Regions from separate parts of the Homo sapiens genome. Here region 1 is linked to region 2. A link is a loop called in an ENCODE intact Hi-C map of the cell type or tissue named here. Cell type or tissue: B cell. All regions are shown on one strand. Each heading gives the region's core, and the rest is flanking DNA. Links, peaks and the distances in the headings are about the cores only.

Region 1 (4,401 bases), core at 183-4,182, 60 kb after region 2:
GTATGATCTTGGCTCACTGCAACCTCTGCCTCCTGGGATTCAAGCAGTTCTCCTGCCTCAGCCTCCGAAGTAGCTGGGATTACAGGTGCCAGCCACCATGCCCGGCTAATTTTTGTATTTTTAGTAGAGATGGGGTTTCACCATGTTGGCCAGGCTGGTCTCGAATCCAACCTTAGGTGATCCGTCTGCCTTGGCCTCCCAAAGTATGGGATTACAGGCGTGAACCACTGTGCCCAGCCTTAATATTTTTTAATCAATTTTGATTTCTTTGAAGCAAAAGTTATTTAGTAGTAAATTACTAAAGGGCCTTTTTTTTTTTTTTGGTCCAGCTTTTCTTAATTTATGGGGCTTTTTTTTCCTTTGGTCCTCCCTCATTTTTGATATAAAGCTAGAGAGTCCCGTTACTTATTTAAGCGTTTTGAAATATGAAATATTTAAGTCTGTCTTATACTTCATTGTAACCTGTCAAGAATGAGATATTCCTGCATGTTTATTTTCTTTTATTTGTTGCTTCATATGTGTCTTTTTTTCTTCACATATGTCTATGCTCTGTTCATTTATTCATCCAGCACAGGATAATGGAGCACCCACTCCATGCCAAGCCACTATGTATTGTTCTGAGAACTGGGTTTATGCATAGAGATACACTTGGTCTGTAATTTATTTGTAGTTTTCCTAAATAATCACACTTGCAAATATTGTATCCTTTTGTCCCTCTACAAACAAAGTTTGAGAAGAAATTTACCATACACCACTGAGTGCTCCACCCATGCTCTGCCATCAGTTGGTTGACTTGGCAAGTCTCTTAGCATGTAGGATAGCAGTCTTCAAATGACTTGGTTTCAAGACTTGTTTACATTTAAATAAGTTATTGAGGGCTCCAAAATAACTTTTGTCGATATGCTTACGTTTTATTTTATTTATTTATTTTTTAAGGCAGATTCTCACTCTGTCACCCAGGCTGGAGTGCAGTGGTATGATCTTGGCCCACTGCAACCTCCACTTTTCAAATGATTCTTGTACCTCGTCCTCCCAAGTAGCTGGGATTACAGGCATTTACCGCCATGCTTGGCTAATTTTTTTTTTTTTTTTTTTTTTTTTTTTGCATTTTTAGTAGAGACAGGGTTTTACCATGTTAGCCAGGCTGACCTCGAACTCCTGGCCTCAGGTGATCCTCCCACTGCAGCCTCCCAAAGTGCTGGGATTACAGGCATCAGCCACTGCGCCTGACCCAATGTACTTACATTTATTAATGTTTACCACATTAGAAATTAAAACAAACTTTATTAATGTTCATTTAAAAATAAATATAAACTTATTATAATAAATATTATACTTACTTTTTTTGCAAAAAATAACTATCTGCCAAAACAACAGTAACACCAAAGCACTGAAAAGACTGACACTGTTTTACTTTTTTTTTTGCAAATCTGATGTTTGGCTTTAAAAAAATTTTACTTGTGTTTTACCTTTGAAATGGGGAACAGTGGAAAATAGTGGATTGAGATTTTTGTGATGGATTTCTACTTTGGGGAACATCAGAATAGCAGTGATGCTACTGACCCATTTCAGGAAGATCAGTGCAGCAAGGAAGGTTTATATGGTATTTGCAAAATACTCTGCTTGGAGTCATAAGGGGTGGTAACCTCTTTATTTCCGTCTCCTCATCTATAAAATTGAGTGGGTGACATTTCCTTTTGTCCCAGAGTTTTGAGGATTGTGTGAAATTGTATGTTAACATCTGAAGCTAAATAAGCTTTTTTTATCTTTGAAGTACACACCATCACTTTTTAATTGTACAAAAGAAACCTTTATTTGTATCCCTTTCTGTCTAAAACTCAAGAGAACTGTCAACTTAGATAATTTTCAAGAAGTATTGAATTTTTCTCCTTGGTTTTTGTGCCTTTAAAGTAATGAAAGTAGTTCTATAAAGGCAAATGGGAAAGCCATCTCTGCCTTTTTTACTCCTGTACCTCCCTACTTAACAAGTTAAGAAGTTCATTAGACTCATTTTTGTAAATACTGTATAATGAGCCTAATTGTCACACAATTTTAGGAAATGAAGAGACTATAAAGGTCATGGATTCCAGCTCCTCTTACAGATGAATGAAGCTGATGCTGAGAGAAGCTAAGCTGCTTGTTTAAGAGCATTGAAGTTGTCTGGAGGTTTTCAGCCTGGGCTGAACTTTGGAAACACCTGTAAAACTTTTTAAAAATACTGATGTCAAGGTCCCACTCTCAGAGATTATGTTTTAATTGGTGTTTGTAAAGTCCCCCTGGTGATTGTAATGAAACATAACACTTAAAATGAATCATTTGCCTTTTAACATTCACAATTTAACCTTTAACATTGAAGTATTCTTATTGTTGATGAGACTGTTTTATTTCTTAGATTTTTTAGGTGATCAAGCTTTACTTTCTTGCTCCGTGGGAAATAAACCCATGAACAGTATATAAACCAAAACTTTGATGTTGAAAACTTTATTTTAAATTATCAGTTCAACTAGTAAATTTTTAAAAATCTGTGTGTATCAGATGGTGTTAAAGTTTATGGCTATCATAACTAGTAATATGAGTTAATGTTGAATCTTTTTTGATATAAATTGGAAAAACATAATATTTGAGGTTTTGGAAACATTAATAATTATGTATATAATTTTTGTCTTCCATTATTTATTCAGATTCTGGATTGTCATTTTTTATTTAGACTTTTTCCAAAACAAATCTTTATTTTTCCTATAGGTGAAAGCACTGAAAGAGAAGATTGAATCTGAAAAGGGGAAAGATGCCTTTCCAGTAGCAGGTCAAAAATTAATTTATGCAGGTATGAATTAAATATTAAAATTAACATGCCATGTCTTGATATTCTTTTAGTTTTAGAAATGTTATCTTATATATTGTAGTATATTCAAATTGTCAGAAAAATGATTGTACAAATAAAAGCAGTGAAAGAGCAGTCATTTGAATCTAATATTAATATTCAATCTTCTCTTTATTCACATTTGCCCTGTGTATTTTTCCATCAAATGGTATTAGTTTTGTTTTATCTTTTGTAAGCATCGTGTAACTGGCTTTTGTTTTTTTAATCAAACGGAGCTTTTTTTTTTAAATTGAATTGAAACCATTTATACTGATTGTGTTATTATTAGTATGCTTGGAATCATTCCTGTAAAATTATTTTAACCAAAACTAACTGAAGAGTACAGAAAAAACACATCACACAGACACCTACAGGAAGAAAAAAAATTAATATTCAGATTATGTAAAGAATTCTTAGAAATCAGTAAGGAAAGGATGACCAATAAAGCAACAAAGGATAAGAGTAGGAATTATACATTTGACTAGCCTCACTAATAACCAGGAAAATGTATATTAAAAATACATTTGATATCCAAATTTTTAGAGAAAATGCTTTCATTGTAGATGTTAGTAAGGTGGGTGTTTGATCACCCATGGATTCTTCTCTTTTTCTGAATAGTGTTTCCTAAAGTGAGACAGCCTGGAGGAAATGCTAACCTGGTGATTCAGTCCCATTATTTTTATAGGTCAGAATTCAGAAGCCTAAAGAAGCGGACATAAAATTCAAATTTCCAGTTTCTTGTTTTGGCCTGTTTTCTCATTCCTATCCATATTCCTTTCTGACTTAATGTTAGCAGCTTTTGATTCAATAGCTTTTTAAAGGTGGAAAACTAAATTCATGTAGCAAGAAACACTAGAGAGTCCTAGCTACCTAATAGTGACCTTCAGCACGACCACAGTTTTGTGTACTTCGTGCATTTCTAAGTTCTGTAGCATCTTGCCCTTTCTTGTGTATCATGTCGTTTTCTGAAGTACTTTTAGTATCTTGCTTTGATAGTGTTAGAACATTTCTGATTTATCAGATATCAGTATTTTGGGGAGCAGGAAATTTGTTTCTCTCCCTTTCTTCATATCATAAAAGAATATAGGTTATTTTCCAGAGGACCCCTGTGCAATCGGAGTATTGAATTTTCTTTATCTTCATGATCTCCTCCTTTTCAGGGCCTCTTTCATATTTCCTTGCCCAGTAAGTCTTTTATATAATCAATACATTTGTAAAAATTGATTGTCATTCTATATACACTATATAAGTTTGACATCTTTTAGTCAAATGCTTATGCTTTTTAGTTTTATTTGTTTGAGAGAGGGTCTTGCTCTGTCACCCAAGCTGGAGTGCAGTGGTGTGATTATACTCGCTGTATCCTTGAACTCCTGAGCTCAGGTGATCCTCCTGCCTCAGCCTCCCAAGTAGCTAGGACCATAGGCATGTGCCACAATGCCTGGCTAATTTTGAATTTTTTTTTTTCATAAACAGGGTCTTGCTATGTTGGCCATGCTGGTTTCAAACTCCTGGCCTCAAGCTATATTTCCTCCTCAGCCTAC
Region 2 (4,401 bases), core at 205-4,204:
AAACCCAACCAATGTGAGCTACCCTTATCATTGTCATTATTATTATTCGTCACATTTGCCTCTGTTTAATCAATAATCATTCCTTTACAAGATGAGTATCCCAAACTTACTTCCAAATACTTTGTCATTTTTTTCACTCCTCACTTAGCCTTTCTGTCTGATTCAAATGGCACGGGGAAAGAGAGAATGACTCAAACATCACAGATTGCTGTTACCCTGGCATGGTTAAGATAATTATGTCGCCATCAGGATACTGGTTTGACTCTGAAGTCTCATGTTCAGTGGTTACTGTTTCCTCTCAGGGACTGTGCTTAAGGTTTAGAGAAATCGTCGTCATCTAGATGATCGTTGCTCAATTGAAACATTTATTTGCTATATTAGTTTTCTATTGCTGTGTAACAAATTTAATGCCTTTAAACAACACCCCATGTATTAGCTCACAGTTCTGTAGGTCTGAAATCTGGGCACCACATGGCTGAAATCAAAGTGTAAGTTGTGCTGTGGTTCCCCTGGGATGCAAGACCCTCCTACAAGCTCATAGTTGCTAGAATTCAGTTCTGCGTGGTTGTAGGACTAAGGTTCTGTTTTCTTAAGAGCTGTTGGCTGGGGATCTCTCTCAGTTCCTAGAGGCTGCTCCTCTCCATCAGCAATTCGCTACATAGCTGTATGCTTTCTTCCAGGCCAGCAATTACATTTCTCTCTGATTTCTTCCTCTGCTACCAGTCAGAGAAAATGCTCTGCTCTTAAAGGACTCACCTGATTGGTGCAGGCCACCCAAGACAACCTCCCAATTGCCATAAACATCACAATTAAGAGACTGATACCTCATCAGATTCCTATCTTCCACCTACACTCAAAGAGGAGGAGATTACACAAGGGCAAGGGTGGTTGGAGGCCATCTTAGAATTCTGTCTACCACATTTACTTATGGAACAGCGTTTATGCCCTAGGCATTGCACAAAGCACTGTAGGGACAAAGATACATTACAGTTGCCTTTGAGATGTTCATGCTGTAGTCCAGCACTATCAAATACAGAAGCCATTAACCACATGTGGCTACTGAGCATTTGAAATGTGATTGATCTAAATTGTGCTGTGCTGTAAATGTCAAATGCACAGAGGATTTCAAAGAATTAGTAGCAAAACAGACTGTAAAATATCTCATTAATATTTGTGTAATGACTACATATTAAAGTGATAACATTTAGGAGATGTCGATTTAAATAAAATATATTATTAAAATGAATTTCATCTGTTCTGTTTACTTTTGTAAAGTGTCTACCAGGGAACTTCCAATCACATAAGTGGCTCGCATTATGTTTCTATTGGACAGTGCTGGTCTATGTCAAGAAAAACAATAATCACTTCAGAGTGTACTAGGTGCCATAACAGGAGAAGCCAGCAGTGTTTTGGGGTCACAAGAGGGAGTGGTCAGTTTAGCTGGGGAAGAGAGTGAAAATAGGAAAGACTTCAACTGCTTGGTTTCCCATTCATAGCAGACAAGGTAGAGCCTGATTTTCTATGCAAAAAATCCTTTCCCAAGAGATAGAAATTCTTTATATAAAACTGCAGAGTAATTACTAGAGACTTTTTATTTTAGAAGGCACAATTCAGAGCAAAATTTTAAAACAAATACAAATGCCCAAATGCACATTAGCACTTCTCTGACAAACTTTTAACTGTTCTGCCTCCGCCTGCACCTTTCTTGTCTTTCTCTTGGACACCAGCAGGCAGCTAATTCCCTCTCTCTGAGCTACTTTGTAGGGTCAAAACTTCCAGTTGCTCATCACAAAGAGCAGCCTGTCTTCAAAATTCCTCATAAGCAGTGATTCTCTGGCTTTTGATCTCTCCAATAGAGGGCAGCTATTACCAGCTTAATTGGAGTGTAATTACCTTCTCGGCCCTCCCACTTAGTTCAAAGAGGTCTCTTTGGCTTCCTAGCTTATGACAAATCAGAAAAAGAAATATTGAAATGTGATCTATAAAACTTTTTTCTATGGTGGCTTTTTGTCCCATTGGGAGTTTCTCTATCAGTTTTTGTTGTTGTTGTTTTTGGACTAGGCCATACTTCCCATAAGGACCCACGTGAATATTTTGTACTCATTAGACAAATACTTTTACACGCAAATAGTTAATACTTGTTAAGTACATGCTATGTATTAGATGCCTTGCTAAGTACATCCTCTCATTTAATCTTTTCAGCTCAAAAAGGTAACAATAATAACATAATACTAAAAGTTAGAGTGCTTGCTATATGCCAGGTACTTTTCTAATCTCCTTTTATTTGTGATGAGTTAATTTAAGGAGTTAAGGCTCAAGTGAGCTAAGAGATGGGAAATGCTAAGAACAGTGTCTAGCACTAAGTATTCAATAAATGTTAATTAATATTTAATCCTCGCAAAGACGCTGTGTCATAAAAAATATTGCTATCATTCCTATTTTACAGATAAGTAAACTGAGGCTTAAAGAGCTTAAGGTCCTTGCCCTAGATCAGTTGTTCTCAATCTTTAATGTGCCCCAAATATCATCTGGAGGGTTTGTGAAAACACAGATTGCTGGGCCCCACCCCGAGATTCTCATGCAGTAGGTCTCCAGCAGGCCTTGGGGATTTGCATTTCTAACAAGTTCCCCAGTGATGCCCATGATGCTGCCCAGAGGAGCTCACTGCTCTAGATCATTGAGTTAATAAAGATTTCACCCCTGGCTGGGCACGGTGGCTCATGCCTGTAATCCCAGCACTTTGTGAGGGGGAGGTGGGTGGATCACCTGATGTCAGGAGTTTGAGACCAGCCTAGTCAACATGGTGAAACCCCATCTGTACTAAAAATACAAAAATTAGCCAGGCATGTTTGTAGGTGCCTGTAATCCTAGATACTTGGGAGGCTGAGGCACGAGAATCGCTTGAACCCTGGAGGCAGAGGTTGCAGTGAGAAGAGATTGCACCACTGCACTCCAGCCTGGGCAACAAGAGAGAAACTCCCTCTCAAAAAAAAAAAAAAAGAAAAAGAAAGATTTCACCCCAGCTCTTCATACTCTGCACGAGTATTCAACACTCTCTCTTTGTCAGGTTATATTAATGGAGCTTGAAATGTCTAACATTCAAGCTAATGTCAGAACATAGACAACTTTAAGTAAACCATAAAAGATTTTAAAGAGACAGTAGAAAATGACTGGCTTACATCAGATATTGGAAAAGTCTGAACCAAACAGAGCATCAGCTCTCTTTCTAAGGAGCATGCCATTCATAGATTCTCATGAATAAGGGTACTTTGCTCACTTCCAGCAACTCCATTTTTTAAAGTTTTCTGTTTTAGCAACTCATAGATGAGTTTTAGCTACCCATGTATGCTGGCAAAGCTGAGTATTATCTTTCCTGGCTATGTATGTAGATGGACCGTGGCATGTAACTTATGGCTTGTTTGTGTAGAAGAGTGATACACAACACCTTCATGAGAAGTGTTTTTCTGCAGAGAGGAAAGGAGCGCTGTGGGATTGAGAGGAATTTACAATGCTTTTAATTAAAAACCAATGTTTTTGTTCTTAAAAAAATTTTTGAAGCAATTCTAGCAAAATGTTGGTATTTGTTAAAACTGACTGGTAAGTACACAGGCATTTATTATACTCTTCTGGATATTTTTCTAAATCTTTGAAATGTTTTATAACTACATATTTTTTAAAGGCCCAAGGCCTACTATTTACTACAAAAAAATAAAAACGACAAAAACACAGGGAGCACAAGCAGATACAGCCCCAGCTCCCACAGGAGTCACTGCCCCCTGAAGGAAGGAAGTAGCCCATAATCAAATAATCATAGATAGGCACATAGTTACAAACTGCGATCAGTTTTACAAAGCTAAGGGCTGGAGTGCTATGAAAGCTTCTAACTCTGGTACCTGACTAGGACTCCAAGTCAAGGAATGCTTCTCAGAAGAAGTGGAAATTCAGCTATGAGCCAAAGGCTACATAGGTGTTTACTAGGACACGTGGGTTAGGGCACAAAAAGAACTATCAAAAGGCCAGGTGAGGCCAGGCACAGTGGCTCACACCTGTAATCCTGCACTTTGGGAGGCTGAGACAGGGGTATCATTTGAGGTCAGGAGTTTGAGACTAGCCTGGCCAACACGGTGAAACCCCGTCTCTGCTAAAAATATTAAAAAATTAGCTGGGCATGGTGATACACACTTGTAATCCCAGCTACTCAGGAGATTGAGCCAGGAGAATCACTTGAACCAGGAGGTGGGGAAAGAAAAGAAAGGAAAAGAAAAGAAAAGAAAGAGAAAGAAAGGAAGGAAGAGAGAGAGAGAGAAAGAGAGAGAGAGGGAGGGAGAGAAGGAGGGAGAGAGGGAGGGAGGGAAGGAAGGAAGGGAAAGAAAGAAAAGAAAAGAAAAGAAAGAAAGGAAA

The links. Hi-C counts contacts between places; a loop is a spot of excess contacts. Peaks named below come from ENCODE experiments on the same cell type or tissue, not always from the same donor. Only the 100,000 strongest peaks of a DNase experiment are listed, where the experiment ranks them.
Region 1: it touches region 2 in a loop (11-fold over the local background); 18 of 110 quality-filtered maps call a loop at or near these places.

The regions. Positions count from the first base shown.
Region 1 is chr9:107,297,399-107,301,799 of GRCh38, forward strand. RAD23B (RAD23 nucleotide excision repair protein B) reads left to right here. Exons shown (of 10, transcript NM_002874.5): 2 at 2,743-2,824. Among named protein-coding and RNA genes, the nearest start is that of RAD23B, 16 kb to the left of the region's middle. In B cell, for the core only: CTCF peaks have their summits at 2,305 and 2,505; a DNase peak (open chromatin) is centred at 2,183; H3K27ac peaks cover 442 bases.
Region 2 is chr9:107,237,832-107,242,232 of GRCh38, forward strand. No RefSeq gene overlaps it. Among named protein-coding and RNA genes, the nearest start is that of RAD23B, 43 kb to the right of the region's middle. In B cell, for the core only: a CTCF peak has its summit at 1,855 (motif pointing right); a DNase peak (open chromatin) is centred at 1,860.